Regions from separate parts of the Homo sapiens genome. Here region 1 is linked to region 2. A link is an interaction called in ENCODE POLR2A ChIA-PET data of the cell type or tissue named here. Cell type or tissue: MCF 10A. All regions are shown on one strand. Each heading gives the region's core, and the rest is flanking DNA. Links, peaks and the distances in the headings are about the cores only. Region 1 has its middle 120 kb from the start of MIR466. Region 2 has its middle 55 kb from the start of MIR466.

What was found. ChIA-PET counts read pairs that join two places held together with the same protein. Peaks named below come from ENCODE experiments on the same cell type or tissue, not always from the same donor. Only the 100,000 strongest peaks of a DNase experiment are listed, where the experiment ranks them.
Region 1: POLR2A ChIA-PET joins it to region 2 with 50 read pairs; 2 of 35 experiments call an interaction of 5 or more read pairs at or near these places.

Annotation. Positions count from the first base shown.
Region 1 is chr3:31,041,689-31,044,611 of GRCh38, forward strand. No RefSeq gene overlaps it. Among named protein-coding and RNA genes, the nearest start is that of MIR466, 120 kb to the right of the region's middle. In MCF 10A, for the core only: no CTCF peak of the experiment used is centred there; DNase peaks (open chromatin) are centred at 1,643 and 1,943.
Region 2 is chr3:31,105,210-31,108,132 of GRCh38, forward strand. No RefSeq gene overlaps it. Among named protein-coding and RNA genes, the nearest start is that of MIR466, 55 kb to the right of the region's middle. In MCF 10A, for the core only: no CTCF peak of the experiment used is centred there; DNase peaks (open chromatin) are centred at 412, 1,182 and 1,862.

The DNA of each region.
Region 1 (2,923 bases), core at 215-2,714, 63 kb before region 2:
TCAGACCACAGGAGCCAGCCTCATTTCTGCCCTGTCATTTGAAACAATTCCTATTATTTCTGTCCTGACTTTGCCTAACTGCCCCTCCCTTGGCACTCGTAATACTTTAATGCTACAGGTGGCTAATGCAGTCACTTGGCTCAGCAGCAACAACTCAATATTTGAAGAAGTAAATTATAACAGCTCCCTAACTGGCCTCCTCATATTCCCTCACCTCCCTTCACATCTGTTATTAGCCCAGCAGCCAGAGTTGTCTTTTTAAAAACATAAATAAAATTATGTCACTCCCTATCCTTGCAAAAAACCGTTTTAAGAGACAGTTCAAAATAAGTTATGCATCCTTGTCCAAGCACAGGCCCTTGCCTACCTTCCAACTCTCATTATGGACTATCTCAGTCTCTATCTTGTTGTCACATTGGTCTGTTTCTCTAAGGCACCATGCTGTCCCCCACCCAAGGGCCTTTGCTCATGCTATATCATTAGCTTAGTACTTGCTCCCTTTACTGGTTAGCTTTTACTTGGCCTTTAGGTCTCTGAGCTAGATAGTCTCCATTTCACCTAGATCCACCCTCTACCTTCACCTCCCTATTCTCTATCTCAGAGGGATAATCTCTATGATCTACATCAATGGTCGTCTTTGCCCTCTAGCTCTGTAAGGATATTGAATGGAGAAAACAGAGTGAAACCAGAGCATTTATTTTCCTGGATCACTCTTCGTGAAAATCAACTCTGCAACTGTCAAGGATGCTTTATTGGTCAACAATTGCTGTGAAACAATCACAAAGTCTCCATGGCATATAGCAATAAGTATCCATTTCTTAGATGTCTTCGGGTCATTTGGAAGGTGGGGGGTGGTGCTGATCTAGGCTGTCTTACATGGGCATCAAGAGAGTAACCCAATAACACAAGTACTTCCGGTAGTTTAATTGTCTGTCTCTCTTACTAAACTGTTAACTCCATGTTTGTTTTGCTCATCTTTACTTTCCTATTGAGACAGCCAGGAGGGAGGGGATCCCCAGAGAAACTCCAGCCAGCCTGCACACTGGGAGAGAGCCTTAGGAAGTTCATGCCGTTTGCAGCAGGGAGGAGCGTGGCCCCTCCTCTTCCTGTGTGGAAACTGGGATTCAAATGACCAGGCGGGCAGTGTTCTAGCAGGGACTCTAGCCTTGTGAGAGTCCCTGTTTCCTCCTTTTCTTCCTTTTCACCCAATAAAACCCTGCTTTACCCACCCTTCAAACCATCTATGAGCCTAAATTTTTATGGCCATGGGACGGACAAGGACCCCATCTTTAGCCAAACTAAAGTCCTGCAACATTTGTGGCACCCAATATGGGGCCTGAGAAGTGGTGAGTGAAATGGGGACTCAAAACCTCTCACTGTTGCTCCTAAGCATTTTCATCCTTGGACTTCTGAGGGTGGAGGAAACATGTCCCTACCCCCTCATCACTCTTGTGCCTTTTCATGGACTTTTCCTTCATTTTTCAGGATGGATCAGAGAGCAACATCTACCCTCCACCCTCCCCTCCCTGACGGGGCTGGGACACATAGCCCAAGGTGCCACCAGCTACTGGCTGACATTTTCTACCACACATCCACAGAGTCTCCTCCTCCCCACACCAGGGGGAGGCCAGCTCTGACTCACAGCCATTAAACTTGTGTCTATGGTGGAGAAACCACTTGCGTAAGAGTAAGAGGTTCTTCCCCAGGCATTTTTAAACTGTTTCTTTTCTTTCCCCTTCTCTACCCTATCAGCAAGTTAACTTTTAAAGTTTTTTTTTTTCTTTTAGAAACATTTTTTACTAGGGCAGGCTCCAGAATTATCACTTTTTGTGTTTTCTGCAAAGTTTTGGTTGTGAAATGGAGTCTCCACCTTGTTTTACATCCTGAGGGCATGGCTTTGTTTAGTAATCCTGCCTTAGGGAATAAGTTTCTTTCTGGTTTGGCATCTGCATGTTCTTCTAGCCCTGTCTCTTCTAGCCCCACCCAGTGACTGGGTTTTCTTCTGCCTGTGTGTGTACTATGTGTGATGTCTGTAAAAAGAGCTCTAGTTAATTTGGCCTAAAGAAAGATAAGCGCTTGGATCAAACATTTTTTAAGGGAAGTTAAAAGCTGTGGTACCTTTCAGTTCACATGAGTTTCATCTTTGAGAAATGAAAGCAGACTTAAATATTATTGGTAAAATGCAGGTGTCATTAAGATGTAAATAGGTGGGCTAAATAATGAAGGTCAGATGCAAGATTTGCTAAGTGTTTTAAAATTATAAACTGCTTTTTGAGTTTTAAGAACTATTTGACTTGCTGGCTTCACAACTGGTAAGGCCTGAGGAGGACATAAGGAACTAACCACACCCTTAATTATGCTGGGAGTCAAACTTTGCCTGCACCTAGATATAATTATAGCAACTTACCAGGTTTCCCCTTAAAAGTTAAGAATTGCTAGGAGTTACCATTATAACATGTAATTGAGACTACCTGAAATAGATTTACATGGAAGATGTGGAAGAACAGTAAAATGTTTTTTCTTTTTTGTAAAAGTTTATAAGAAGGTATGGAAATGTTAACTTTGGCCTAGGGTTAAAGGATTGTTTTAAATTAGGAAAAAGCTGAAGGTTCAAAGAAGTGGTAGAAGAATTCTAGAAATTAATCTTGCAAAAGAGGTTCTCTGTGTGAACATATTGACTAAATTCCTAAAAGGATATTATATGGTTTTTCTGTAAATTTAACATTGAAATAAAAGAATAATAAGGTTTTCCTAAGGGGCTAATCTGTTCTTTGGCAAAATTTCTAAAGGGTTATAAAAGCTTTTTGCTTCTTTAAAATTTCTGAGTCATTTTGGCAAAATAAATAACTTATGGTAACCTGGAATTCTATTTCATAACATCAAGTGTTTTAAACCCCGAACATATATAGCAGCCTCCCAAAAT
Region 2 (2,923 bases), core at 144-2,643:
ACTGACAATAATTATTCATCACTCAGCAAATATTGACCTTCACATAATAAAATCATTGTTATCATTTGACCCTACTAACTTCTAGTCCTTGTTCTTACAGATATTCTATTTTAATGTATTTGTAGTATTAGCATAGATAGTTTTAATCTACATTCTCATTCAACATTATACTACACTATCAATTAGAATTAGGAGTGATTCATACAAGGTAGAATTTTTTTCTTTTAAATGAGAGAAGTCTGGAGGTATGCAATTTAGAATGTTACGGTGGTTCACAGTCATCAAAGACTGAGGCTCTTCTTTTTCTCCTTCACCATCCTAGAGCTTAGCTTCCAGCCCAAAGATGCCTTATGACTCAAAGATGGCCACTGAAGTTGCGGTTTTCACATGTGTGAAGTTGGAAGCAAGAAGGAAGGAGGAAAGGGCAAAAGGAGTATATGTCTCAGCTGAGTCAGTTCCTTTTAATCAGATTTCTCAGAAATCTGATTCAGCATTTCATCCCACTGGCCAAAACTTAGTCACACTGACACACTTAGCAATTAAGAAATCTTAAAAATGTATTATTTTAGTTGAGGTTATTTGTTGCCTCAATAAAATTAGGATTGTGTTTTCATAGAATAAAGGAAAAATCAGTCAATCATTTTCACAAGAATGCTTCACAAGAAACCATGCCAAAACTCAGTGAATTACAACAGCAAGCATTTCTTTCTCATTTGTGTGTTTTAGATCAATCAGGGATCACAGATTGAGGATGGTGTCAGCTAGGCTGACTTTTTTTTTTTTTTGATAAGGGGTACAAGTGCAATTTTGTTACATGGATACATTGTGTAGTGGTGAAGTTTGTTTTCAGTGTATCTATCACCTGAATAATATACGTTGTACCCATTAAGTAATTTCTCATCATCCACCCCTCTCCGACCCCTTCACCCTTCTGAGTCTCCAGTGTCTACCACTCTACACTCTATGTCCATGGGTACACATTATTTAGCTCCCACTTACAAGTGAGAACATGCAGTCTTTGTCTTTCTGTTTCTGAGTTGTTTCACTTAAGATAATGGCCTCCAGTTCTACTCATGGCTGCAAAATACACGATTTCATTCTTTTTTATGTAGACTTGACTGCAGGCTAGGACTTCAATTCACTCTACTTCACCTGACTCATTCTTCTGGCACAAGAGGGCTCCCTGGGGCAAGTTCTTCCAGGATAATAGCAGATGTGCAGCGCAATAGAGCAAGCCCAGTCATGCTAGAATATTTCAAGCCTTGACACAATCTATGTCCAGTAAGATCTTATGTCCAAAGCAAACTATATGGACAATCCCAAGTTAGAAAGGCAAGGAAATGCATCTTGACCATGAGGAGACCACAGCAAAGGAGGTGAGGTATGCTTGCTGTGTACACCTCCTATAGGAGAGTGTTGGGATCAATAATTCTATCTGCCACAGTAAGCAGGCCATAATTTTCTATTATAACATTCTCTTTCTTCCCTCGCCTCTAACTACCTCCTGCCTATCTTGTTCTTCCCTGTATACAGTTCCAAGATGGATAGTTACTAAGCTGTAAAAACTCATAGGCCCACCCAAGACTGTCCCCATAACAAGCTTGATAATATTCTTGGAGAATCTGATATATGATCCCAAGAGTTAGGAGTGTGGAGGGAAGGGGAGAATAGTGCCTGATTCTGCCTGGAGAGGTCAAAAAGTAGGAACCTGCTGTGGGCTCTCACATTCACAAAGTGAAAAGAGAGGCTAGGGTGGAAGTGGGTCTGTACACTGCAGTCTAGTGAGGAAGCCTGCATATGTTCCATGGTACTATTAGATGCCTTGGAATAAAGCCAGCCTCCAGCTTTCTTGAAACCCCAGTGAGGGTTTCACTAAGAAAGAGAAACTGCAGAAGTATACCAAAAGCGAAAACAAGATAAGGGAAACTCACAAAAGATCAACAGAGTATGCATCACCTATGTCAGTGACTAGGGTGGTACAGTGAAGAGAATTACTATATTGCCTAACTCAAGGGATGCCAATCATATCACTGTCCTATGGAGTTAGCAATACACAATCTACGTGGCCTTAATCATAAGTCCTCACAGTGCATAGTGTATACATTTCTCTGAAATTCATCCTCTATTAATACAACAAAGACATACTTCCATATCAATAGGTTTGAACCTGTTTCTTAGGAGGTTATATAGTGCCCTATGGTATAGATTTACCAAAATATATATAATTCCTCCCTTAATAAAGAGCATTTATGTTGTTTCCTAACTTTATTGCTACAAACAATACTTCAAAAGATTCTTGTACATATATCTATTATTATGTCATACACAAAAATAAATTCTGATGAATAAAAACTTACAAATAAATGTAAAAGAAAAATAGAAAATATTAGAAAAATATAAGATCATGCTTTTATACTTTGGGATTTGGGTATCCTTAGTAAATGTAACACAAAATAATCCCCCGTATAGAACTTCTATATGGATAAACCTAATGCAGAGTTTAAAGACAAATATACTTGAAGCTAATCTTTGCAATGCATATTATAGACTAATGGCCAAAAGTACATTTTATTTAAATCGCTTCTACGAATTGATTTTTAAATGAATAAATCAATTTAAAAAATGAGCAAAGATGATTTGATAATTCACACAAGAAGAAATACAAATGGAAAACAAGACACTTGGTCCATTAGTGAATATGAAAATGCAAGTAAAAACAACAATAAAATATAACTTTTAACAAATTTTCAAAACTTAAAAGTATTGGTAATATATATTGTTGGTGGGAATTTTAATTTTAAAAATAGGAACTCTTCTCCTTACTGAAGGTAGGGGACATTAGTACAATTTTTTGCAGGTCAACTTAGCGCTATTTACCAAGATATTATGTAACAACTCAATATTTCATTCCTGGAAATTTATC